Linked DNA regions of Homo sapiens: all the other regions are linked to region 2. A link is a contact called in ENCODE Hi-C or POLR2A ChIA-PET data. All regions are on one chromosome and are shown on one strand. Each heading gives the region's core, a stretch centred on a gene start or an enhancer-like site at or near the end of the contact. The rest is flanking DNA. Distances are from core to core; before and after follow the strand shown. Region 1 holds the start of GGPS1 (geranylgeranyl diphosphate synthase 1). Region 2 holds the start of GNG4 (G protein subunit gamma 4). Region 3 overlaps LINC02768 (long intergenic non-protein coding RNA 2768).

Region 1 (2,713 bases), core at 55-2,554, 320 kb after region 2:
AACTACTACGGCAATAGCCTCCTCGTCGGGTTCCCTGCATTTGCCTCTTTAACTCTTCTTTTTTTCGCTTCCTCTACTCTTCAGCCAGGGATGACATTCCAATCGGAGCCATCTCTCCCTTTTGATTGAGATTCCTTGGAAGATATCCCATTGCTATTAGGAGAAAACCAAAACTCCTTTACAAAGCCTAAAAGGTTCGACACTCCCCCTCATCCCATCTCTCCAGGCTCAGTTCTTCATATTGGAAAAGCTCCCTTCCGCCACAGGGCTTTCTGACAAGTTAGTCTTTTTGTCTGGAATGTCTTTTCCTTTTCTCTTTCCTTAGTTAACTCCTGCTAGCCCTTCAGCTCTCAGCTCGATCCTCACTTGCTCAGAAACCCTTCCTTTCCCTCCCTAAAGAAGCCAAATTCCCTCATTCTCCTATCACCGTGGAACTCTCCTCTGGGGCACTGCCACTGCGGTAATTTCACATCGTTTTGTTCAGCATCTGTCCGTCTCACCAGGCGCAGGTCTACGAAGGCAGAGGCCACCCCAGTGGTCGGCGCTCAACACCCATGAAGAAATGAAAGCGCCTTCTAACGCGTTAGACGATGAAACCAGGGCACACAACCTTGCGTCTAAGAAGTGAACATCCCATGCAAAAGACTTTTCAAAGGGAAGGGCCTGGTTTGAGAATGGCCAGAGACATACAAATGTGAAGCGCATACTGAATCCTTCCATTCATACTCCGGGAGAAAGACGATGGATCTGAAAGAAGCCGCCTGATATAAACAGGGAATTTCAATCACTTCGAGGCCGATTTTCCACAGCGGCTGGGCAGAGAACTGCAAACGTATACAGTGCTAGCACAGAGTCCGGAGGGGAAGAAACGGTGAGGTTTCTGCTTCCTCCTCGCTCAGATGCTCCCTTCCGCCCCACTTGGCCAACCCTTCCTCTCCCTCCTCGCTTAAAGCTAGGGGATGGAAAATTCATACACAATCCGGTTCAGCATCCGGGTCCTCACTCTCCTTTCTTTCTTTCCTCTGCCCCGCCTCCCAGCCTCCCCCGCCCTTCTTCCCATCCGGGTTCCCCCCAGCCGCCGCCACTGCCGCTCACAGTTCAACGATGATATCACGACTTTCACGCCGCCGGTCCGGGAGTAACTGTACCCCGCATCAACTTCCTATTTTATAATGTGGACTTAGGCTCTTCCCGATGCCTACATGAATCCTTCCCACTATTTCACCACAGAACTCTCCGCCCTCCTCAGCCGCCAGCGACACCGCATTAGTTGGTGCAAGAAAATGCGCCATCCCGGTCACACTGCGCAGGCGTCGTTGCCGCCTCCCTACTGCTTTGTTGCCCCGCCCCTTTCACCTCCCCCCCGCCCCCGCACCGGTCCACGCAGGCGCAGGGCATTGCGGGCCTTGCAGTTCTCGCGGACGAGGATTTGCGCGTTGGCCCCAGAGTATGGACTTTATTTCCCAGAAAGCCTTGAGGCGTAACTTTCTGTTTCCATAGAACTGGTGGGAAAATGGCGTCGTTGTTTGTATCCAGGGACCAATAGGAACAGTGTATAGGCGGGTTCTAAAGAACTTTAACCAATCCAAGGTCGTCTAAGAGGCCATCCGGGAAAGAGGTAGGGGAGGGGGGGAAAAAAAATCTAGGGGAGGGGAGAAAGGGGGGGAACCTAGAGTCGGTGGGGGGGAAGCGATGTTTGCCCGTCAGTCGAGTCCGGAGTGAGGAGCTCGGTCGCCGAAGCGGAGGGAGACTCTTGAGCTTCATCTTGCCGCCGCCACGGCCACCGCCTGGACCTTTGCCCGGAGGGAGCTGCAGAGGGTCCATCGCCGCCGTCCTCTGGAGGGCAGCGCGATTGGGGGCCCGGACCTCCAGTCCGGGGGGGATTTTTCGTCGTCCCCCTCCCCCCAACCAGGGAGCCCGAGCGGCCGCCAAACAAAGGTACCAGTCGCCGCCGCGGGAGGAGGAGGAGCCGGAGCCTCTGCCTCAGCAGCCGCTGGACCCGCCGCCCTTCTTCCCCATCTCTCCCCCGGGCCTGCTGGTTTTGGGGGGGAGAAGGAGAGAGGGGACTCTGGACGTGCCAGGGTCAGATCTCGCCTCCGAGGAAGGTAGGGATATTTTCTGGGGCTTTCGTGGTCTCCTAAGGGGGTTCTTTTGGGAGTCGCTGGGCCCGGCCAAGGAGCAGAGGAAGATCGCGGTGGTGGTCCCTGCGGCGCCCGAATTCGGGGCCTCGGCCTCCCGGGAACCCCCACCCCCCGCAGCCGCTGTGTCCGAGCCGCCCCCTGGCTGGGCGGCCGCACACTCAGCGGTTTAGCGGCCGCGGTCGGGGGCCCGGGCAGGGTGGGGGCCGTTCCGCCTCCGGGGCCCTCGGCCCTCACGTTGTCCCCGCGGCGGGGCCAGATGTTGATCTCGCTCCCACTTGTCGGGTCTGAGCCCGGAACGGGACGTGGGCAGGGGCTCTGTGGCGGGCCGGTCCTGCCCGCGGCCCACAGGCCCTCCTGGCCCCTCGGTGGCCCCCGGCCGGCCTCTCGCTCGGACGCGGCGCGTGGGGGCGCGGATTCGCTCGGCCGGGCGCCGAGGCCCTAGGGGAGAGCGGCCGGCCCTGCGCCGGACGCCGGGCTTGTTGTGAGTTTCTTCTCTGACAGAAATGGCGTCATTGTCGTAGACGGGAAACTCCGTCGGGTCTCGACAATGGGGACGGGAAGCTGCCGAGCTG
Region 2 (2,955 bases), core at 264-2,763:
AAGTCTGTGAGGTGGACATGGACTGGCTTCGTCGGTTTGCCAAGGTTTAATTTTGTGCCTTAAATGGGCACTTGAGAGCTTTGTAAAAACCGATGTGTTTGCTGGCCCCGTGTTTACGGGCCTTTGTGATCTCCGCGTTCGCATCCAATCTGGCCCTTGGGCTCCGAGAAGGTACACGTGTGTGTAGGGCAAGGTCCAACCAGTGGGGCCAGGGATCTGAGCAACAAGCGCGCCCTGTGTCCTTTGTGGCAGGGACCGCTTGTGGACGGCGGATGAGGATGAGGCGCCCAGATCTTCCCGAAATATTTCCTAATCGTTCATCATGATGTTATGTTGTTGTTTTCACAAAGGGAATTAATATTGGCCTCCTTTTCTACAAATCTTGCCAACACTGCGTGAAATGTTTTCGTTGCTTCTCTATTCCCAAGGTTTCGTATTATTTTACCAAGTCGGAAAATGGACGGCGCTTAAACTGTTTTTTCCCTGAAAGGAAGAGGGCTGTAATCACTAAAGTGTTTTAAAATCTCCAGCGCAAAAGCCTGCGGTGCCACAGGGACGAGGCCTGGAGAGCAGTCGCTCCTAGAACCGGGGCGCGAAGGGCACCCCCGCCTCCAGCACGCGCCCTCCGCCCTCCCGGCCTCGCTCCCCCCGGAGTGGGGGCCTCGCCGGCCCCTGGTCCCCGTCACTCAGCAACGTCGGGTCAGCCTTCGCCGGGTTAGTGGCGACGCGGCCGCGCGAATTCGCACAGGTATTCCGCGTTTCTCCGCCGTTCCCCGCCTTGGCCGGAGGCTTCCGAGGCGTCCCTTGGTGCAGGGTGGGAAGCGGCCCGCGCCCCAACGGCCCAGGCGCTGGAGCTCACCCCGAGCGAGGGCGGTACCTGAGGCTTCGGGGAGCCCGCGCTGACCGCGGCCCCGTCCCCAGACCCCTCCAGCAACCCCGGCCCCGCCCCAGACCCCTCCGGTGATTTCCCCCCCGGCCCCGCCCCGCAGATCCCTCCAGTGATCTCCCCCCCGCCGCGCCCCCCAGACCCCCCCCCAGTGATTTACCCCCCGGCCCCGCCCCACAGACCCCTCCAGTGGTCCCCCGGCCACGCGGGCTCCGGGGGGGCGGGGCGGGGGCGCGGCCCTTTGCTGGGACAGGGGGCGTGGGCCCGAGTAGCGGGCGGGGGGCGCGGGCCCGGGCTGGGGCGGGGGCGGGGGCGGGGAGCGCGGGAGCCCCGGTGACGCAGCAGTGACGTCGGTGGCAGCGGGCGGGATTTCCCGGGCGAGACCCCGCGGCGGAGTGGGCGCGGCCAGCGTGGAACGGGGGCGAGGGTCGCAGAGTCGCCGGCTCTCCCTTCCCCAGTCTGGGCCCCCACGGCACAGGGGGCCGAGCAGAAGCCCCCAGCGTCCAGGGCCGGGGGAGGGTCCGCCTGCGCCCCCAGGCCCGCGTGGTCGGGCCCTGCAGGGCGGGAGGCGCGGCGCGGGGCGGGGCCGGTGACGGGACGCGGAGACCCCGCGGGCGGCGGGAGGGGCACGAGGCGCGCGTTTGCACCCGAGCCCGGCCCGCGCCCCGATGCGGAGCGATGCCGCTCGGCCTGGCCGCCCCCCGCGAGCACCGCGCTGCAGACGAAGCCCGCGCGTGATCCCGCTCCGGGTAAGTGGGCGCCCGGCCGGAGCCCCGGGTGTCCGCGGGGAGAGCCCAGCCCGGTGCAGCCAGACGCGGAAGGGAAACTCGGGGTGAAAGTCTCCGGACCTAGGGAGACGGCTCTGGCGCCGGTGTGGTCCTCACGCCGCCAGCTGCTGCTGCACGCGACACAAAGACCTGTGGTTCCCTCGGCCTCCTCTCCCGGGACCTCCCGCCGGGCCCCGGGGAAGCCCGCGCGCGGGTGTGGACAGCCCCCTCGGAGCGCGTCCAGGGGCTTCCGGGGCTGGGGGCGCCCGGTCCCTCCGGCATGAGGCAGGCGGGGGCTCGGGGGTCCCCTCTTCCATTTGTAGGTCACAGAGCGTTTGCTGTTTTCCCAGCGGGGACGTCCCCCGTGGAAAAGGACCTCAGTGGCAGGAGATGGCGTGGCTGGTTGGGCGTTTTCTTTGGGGAAATGTTTCTGGCGAGTGCCTGAGGAAGCCCTCCTGGCTCCCCAGCAGCCCAGACGCCGCCTCGGGAGCACTCGGGGTGACGCTGGAGCCACCGCAGCTGAGGGTGGTTTTCCTCACCTCCTTGATGGCGTCTGTCCCCGAGGCTGGTGCTGAACTGAAATGTGCTTCGTTCGCCGCGCGCGCCCGGCAGCAACCGGGGAGCTTTGTTTGGCTTGATTTTTTAAATTGCCTTGGAAATAACGCGAAACGGCGGGAGGGTGAAGTGGGGAGGAGGACAGAGCGTGGTGGGGAAAGACTCCTTAATTTAAGATTTGCTTCATTTCGAGTATTTGGGGCTAAGGTGTTAGGAAACCCGAAAATGTTAAAGTTTGATCAAGTAATAAAGTGGATGATGGACGCCGGGCCTCCCACCGTCTCCCCGGCCCCGCGGCTGCCGCGTCTCTCCTCTACCCGTCGCCTCCCAGGACTGTCAAATGCTGGCACCGGGCCCGTGCCTCTCAGCCGGAGCAAAAGGCCGCCTAGGCTGCGCCCGTGTGCTCCATTAAAACGTGCCAGTCCTGTCGTCTGCTCATGAGTGAGGTGTGCCGCTTCCCACAGTGGACAGGAAATTTGCAGCGGCGAATGCCTCACAGTAGCCATGGGGGACCTGGGCTCTGCGGCCGGCTTCTCGATTCCTCCCGCAACTCCTTTTCCTGATTTTTGTATGAGGCGGGGGAGGGGAACCAGCCGCCATCTGATCTGGCCCTGTTCCCTGCAAGAGGCGACTGGGGGGACAACTAAGTTGATAAATGGAAAGCCTTTTCCAGCCCGGAGAAACAGACAGAGGACCTATAAACTGGATTGTTTTTGAAATGTAGGGTTTGCTCAGTGACCGGTCATG
Region 3 (3,152 bases), core at 540-3,039, 290 kb before region 2:
GCATGAAGACATGGTACCATTGGTTTTATAGCCAGAGAATTCTGGTAGCCATAAGTAGGGCAGGGAAGTGGGACCAAGGGCCAGAAGCGTGATGATGAAACCGGGTTGGGTGGTGGGGTGGTGAAAGCCTAAGCTACGTACCCAGCAGTGAGTGTCGACATGATACTGCAGTGCTGTGACTTGCAGGTCAGTTGGGAGGAGAATGAGGGTGGGGAAGCCAACGGGTTGATCTCTTCGCTCTGCCAGCACCAAGTTCTGGGTGCTCATCCACTCCCTGACCCACAGCTCTTTGCTGTCTAATGTACCCAGCACCTTGCAGCCACACTAACCTTCCCCAGGCAGTGTCATCTCATCCCTGTTCTCCCCAACCACCTTGTAGAGCATAATTGCATAAAGGTTAAATTCCCCCTTCATTTTTAAAAAATTAAATTATTTATACATTTTTAAAGCTATCTTTTGTTTTAGAGATAGAGGCTCACCCTGTCACCCAGTCTTGAGAGCAGTGGCACGATCACAGCTCACTGCAGCCTCAACCTCCTGGACTCAAGAGATCCTCCACTTCAGCCTCCCAAATAGCTGGGACCACAGGTGTCCACCACCATGCCCGGCTAATTTTTTAAATTTTTTGTAGAGATAGGGTCTTGCTATGTTGCCCAGGTTGGTCTCGAACTCCCAGACTCACATGATCCTCCAGCCTCAGCCCCTCAAAATGCTGGGATTACAGGGGTGAGCAACCACACCTGGCCAAAATCCTCTTTTAATGGCTACATTCCAAGTCCCCTATTCAGCCTTCACGCTCAGTATTTCCTAGTGTGAAATACCTCCACCCAAGACACCCTGTTATGTCCTCACAGAACCTGCCATTTCTGCACTGACACTCTGTCCTCACAGTGTCTCCAAGGGCTGCCCTCCTCTACCTGTGTGAATGAAATACATCCTCCAAGGCTCACCTCCCCTGTGAAACCTCCCCCACCAGGGTTCCTCATAGAAAGCTCTCCCTCTGCTGATTCCTATGGCATTTTTTCCTGACACTCTACCACTCTTGTTTTGCACTGTTACTTACATGTTTTGAACATGTGTCATGGCTCACAGAATAACGTAAGCTCTTTGTGGGAGAGAAGCCATGAGTATCTCTCAGAAGCCAGTATAAAGCTCCCTATATAGTAGGAGTCAGTAGATATTGATTGACTGTCAGTCTGTCTATCGAGAGGCTTATCAACAGTACCTGTCACTCTGCTGTCATCAGTGTGACTGGTGTGCAGTACTGAGAACGGGCCCTGGTCCGAAGCCTCTGCCATTTATCATAAACTCATGACCTCAGGCCAGTCACTTAACCTCTCTGGATCTTCATTTCCTTATCAGTAAGACGGCAAAGTTAGAGGAATCAATGGTGGTTAATTCCTTTCCACTTTTTTTTGATCATAGGACTTCCTTTCAAATGTGGACCTGCTTGTGTGCAGTACATGACGGAAAAGCTGCTAGGAACCCAGCCTTCTCCTCCCCCCTCCTTCTCCTCCTCCTCCTCCTCCTTCCCTTCAATCCACTGTAGACTTAGAAAAAAACCTGAAAACTCCCACACTGGGTGGTTCCTTCTAAGACTCAACACCTGCATGGTTACAGGATAACAAAGATGACCAGTCTCATGGCTCTAGGTCTGGGCACTGCTATGTCTACATAGGACTATGGCAGGATCTAGGCTAAGGGCTTGGTCAAACCCACGCTCACTAATTATAGAGAAGTAGTTACTGCAAAATTTCCCGAGGAAACCAAAGCTAGGGTTTGGTTTCCACTTAGATTGAGCAACTTCCTTCCAGGGCACTCAACCTTCTCAGCAAAACATTCTCTTTTAATACAGGCAGTCCAATAATGCACAAGGGTTGTGATTGTGCATTTGACATAAACATATAAATGCACCTTCAGGAGGAAGCTGGGCCCCTGGTTATTCACTCTGGTGGTGGTGTTTACGTGAGGCACTGTCCACTTTAATCATCTTAAAAATTTAGAACAGGTTGAGGTCACGACTCACGGCCAGTATGGCAGCAAGGGACAGCTAAGCGTATACTGTGAGATTTGAAGTAAATAGGTGGCTCTCACCTGTAATCCAGCACTTTGGAAAGTCCAAGCGGGAGGACTTCTTGAGGCCACGAGTTTGAGAGCAGCCTGGGCAACACAGGGAGATCTTGTCTCTACCAAAAATATTTAAAAACTAGCCAGACATACTGGGGTGCTTCTGTAGTCCCAGCTACTCAAGTAACTGAGGTGGGAGGATGGCTTGAGCCCAGGAGGTTGAAGGTGCAGTGAACTGTGATTACGCCACGGCACTCCAGCCTGGGTGACAGAATGAGACCCTGTCTCTAAGAAAAATTAAAAATAAAGGCTGGGCGCGGTGGATCATGCCTGTAATCCCAGCACTTTGGGAGGCCGAGGTGGGTGGATCACAAGGTCAGGAGATTGACACCATCCTGGCTAACACGGTGAAACCCCGTCTCTACTAAAAACACAAAAAATTAGCTGGGCATGGTGGCGGGCGCCTGCAGGCCCAGCTACTCGGGAGGCTGAGGCAGGAGAATGGCGTGAACCTGGGAGGCAGAGCTTGCAGTGAGCCGAGGTCGCGCCACTGCACTCTACCCTGGTCAAAAGAGTGAGACTCCATCTCAAAATAAAATAAATAAAATAAAATAAAATAAAATAGAAATTAATAGTATTACCTCAAGTGACAGAGGATGTTTCACATTTCACTTGTAGCCACCTAAAAATAATTTAAAATCACACTAAAGGGATCTAAGACTTTCATTGCCTGAATCCTCCTTTTCAAAATTGTGTCTCCTCTAAAGGATATCTTAGGCTCCTCTCCTTCCTCCAGCCAACGTCAACCTGCGCCCAGCAGGCTGGGCAGGAAGCTCAGTGTCTTCATCCCAGCCAATCTCTGAAGAGAAACTGGAAACGTTTCCGGTTAACTAAGCCAGTTGCTCCAAAAAGGCCCCCATTCCTGGGTCACTTTCTTCTGACCTGTTCCTAAGTGAAGTTGGCACTGGTTTGGGGTAGATGGGCTGCAAGAACTGTTTTCAGATTTCCCAGACCTCGCTCTCTCCTTTTTGTAAACACCTTGACCTAAATTTCCCATCCACTGCTTGCTGGTCAGCACTGCATTT

The links. Hi-C counts contacts between places; a loop is a spot of excess contacts on that map. ChIA-PET counts read pairs that join two places held with the same protein, here RNA polymerase II (POLR2A). Pooled maps may share reads with other maps.
Region 1: a loop to region 2 is called in a pooled map, with 2.8 times the contacts of the local background. The contact joins the promoter of GGPS1 here to the promoter of GNG4 in region 2. A Hi-C loop is called at or near these places in 1 of 168 maps with a recorded cell type or tissue (naive thymus-derived CD4-positive, alpha-beta T cell), 1 of 37 single-sample maps with no recorded cell type and 8 of 50 pooled maps.
Region 3: a map with no recorded cell type shows a loop between it and region 2 (1.9-fold over the local background). The contact joins the enhancer-like site here to the promoter of GNG4 in region 2. A Hi-C loop is called at or near these places in 1 of 37 single-sample maps with no recorded cell type and 2 of 50 pooled maps. POLR2A ChIA-PET finds 5 or more read pairs at or near these places in 4 of 52 experiments (AG04450, H1, T-cell and 1 more).

What each region holds. Positions count from the first base shown.
Region 1 is chr1:235,327,161-235,329,873 of GRCh38, reverse strand. It overlaps GGPS1 (geranylgeranyl diphosphate synthase 1), which reads right to left and starts at 1,304. Exons shown (of 4, transcript NM_004837.4): 1 at 1,096-1,304. ARID4B (AT-rich interaction domain 4B) reads left to right here and starts at 1,695. Exons shown (of 24, transcript NM_016374.6): 1 at 1,695-2,105. RefSeq lists enhancers at 505-654, 1,155-1,244, 1,485-1,544, 2,281-2,713 and silencers at 2,025-2,074, 2,245-2,474, 2,485-2,574.
Region 2 is chr1:235,648,342-235,651,296 of GRCh38, reverse strand. It overlaps GNG4 (G protein subunit gamma 4), which reads left to right and starts at 1,513. Exons shown (of 4, transcript NM_001098722.2): 1 at 1,513-1,635. RefSeq lists an enhancer at 1-548 and a silencer at 1,539-1,648.
Region 3 is chr1:235,937,493-235,940,644 of GRCh38, reverse strand. The region is part of intron 2 of LINC02768 (long intergenic non-protein coding RNA 2768); the gene reads left to right. All of the region lies in intron 2 of LOC105373215 (a long non-coding RNA gene), which reads right to left. Among named protein-coding and RNA genes, the nearest start is that of LINC02768, 33 kb to the left of the region's middle. Within about 2 kb of position 1,789, at least 6 of the 41 ENCODE cell types and tissues checked have a DNase peak (open chromatin) inside an H3K27ac peak, as active enhancers do.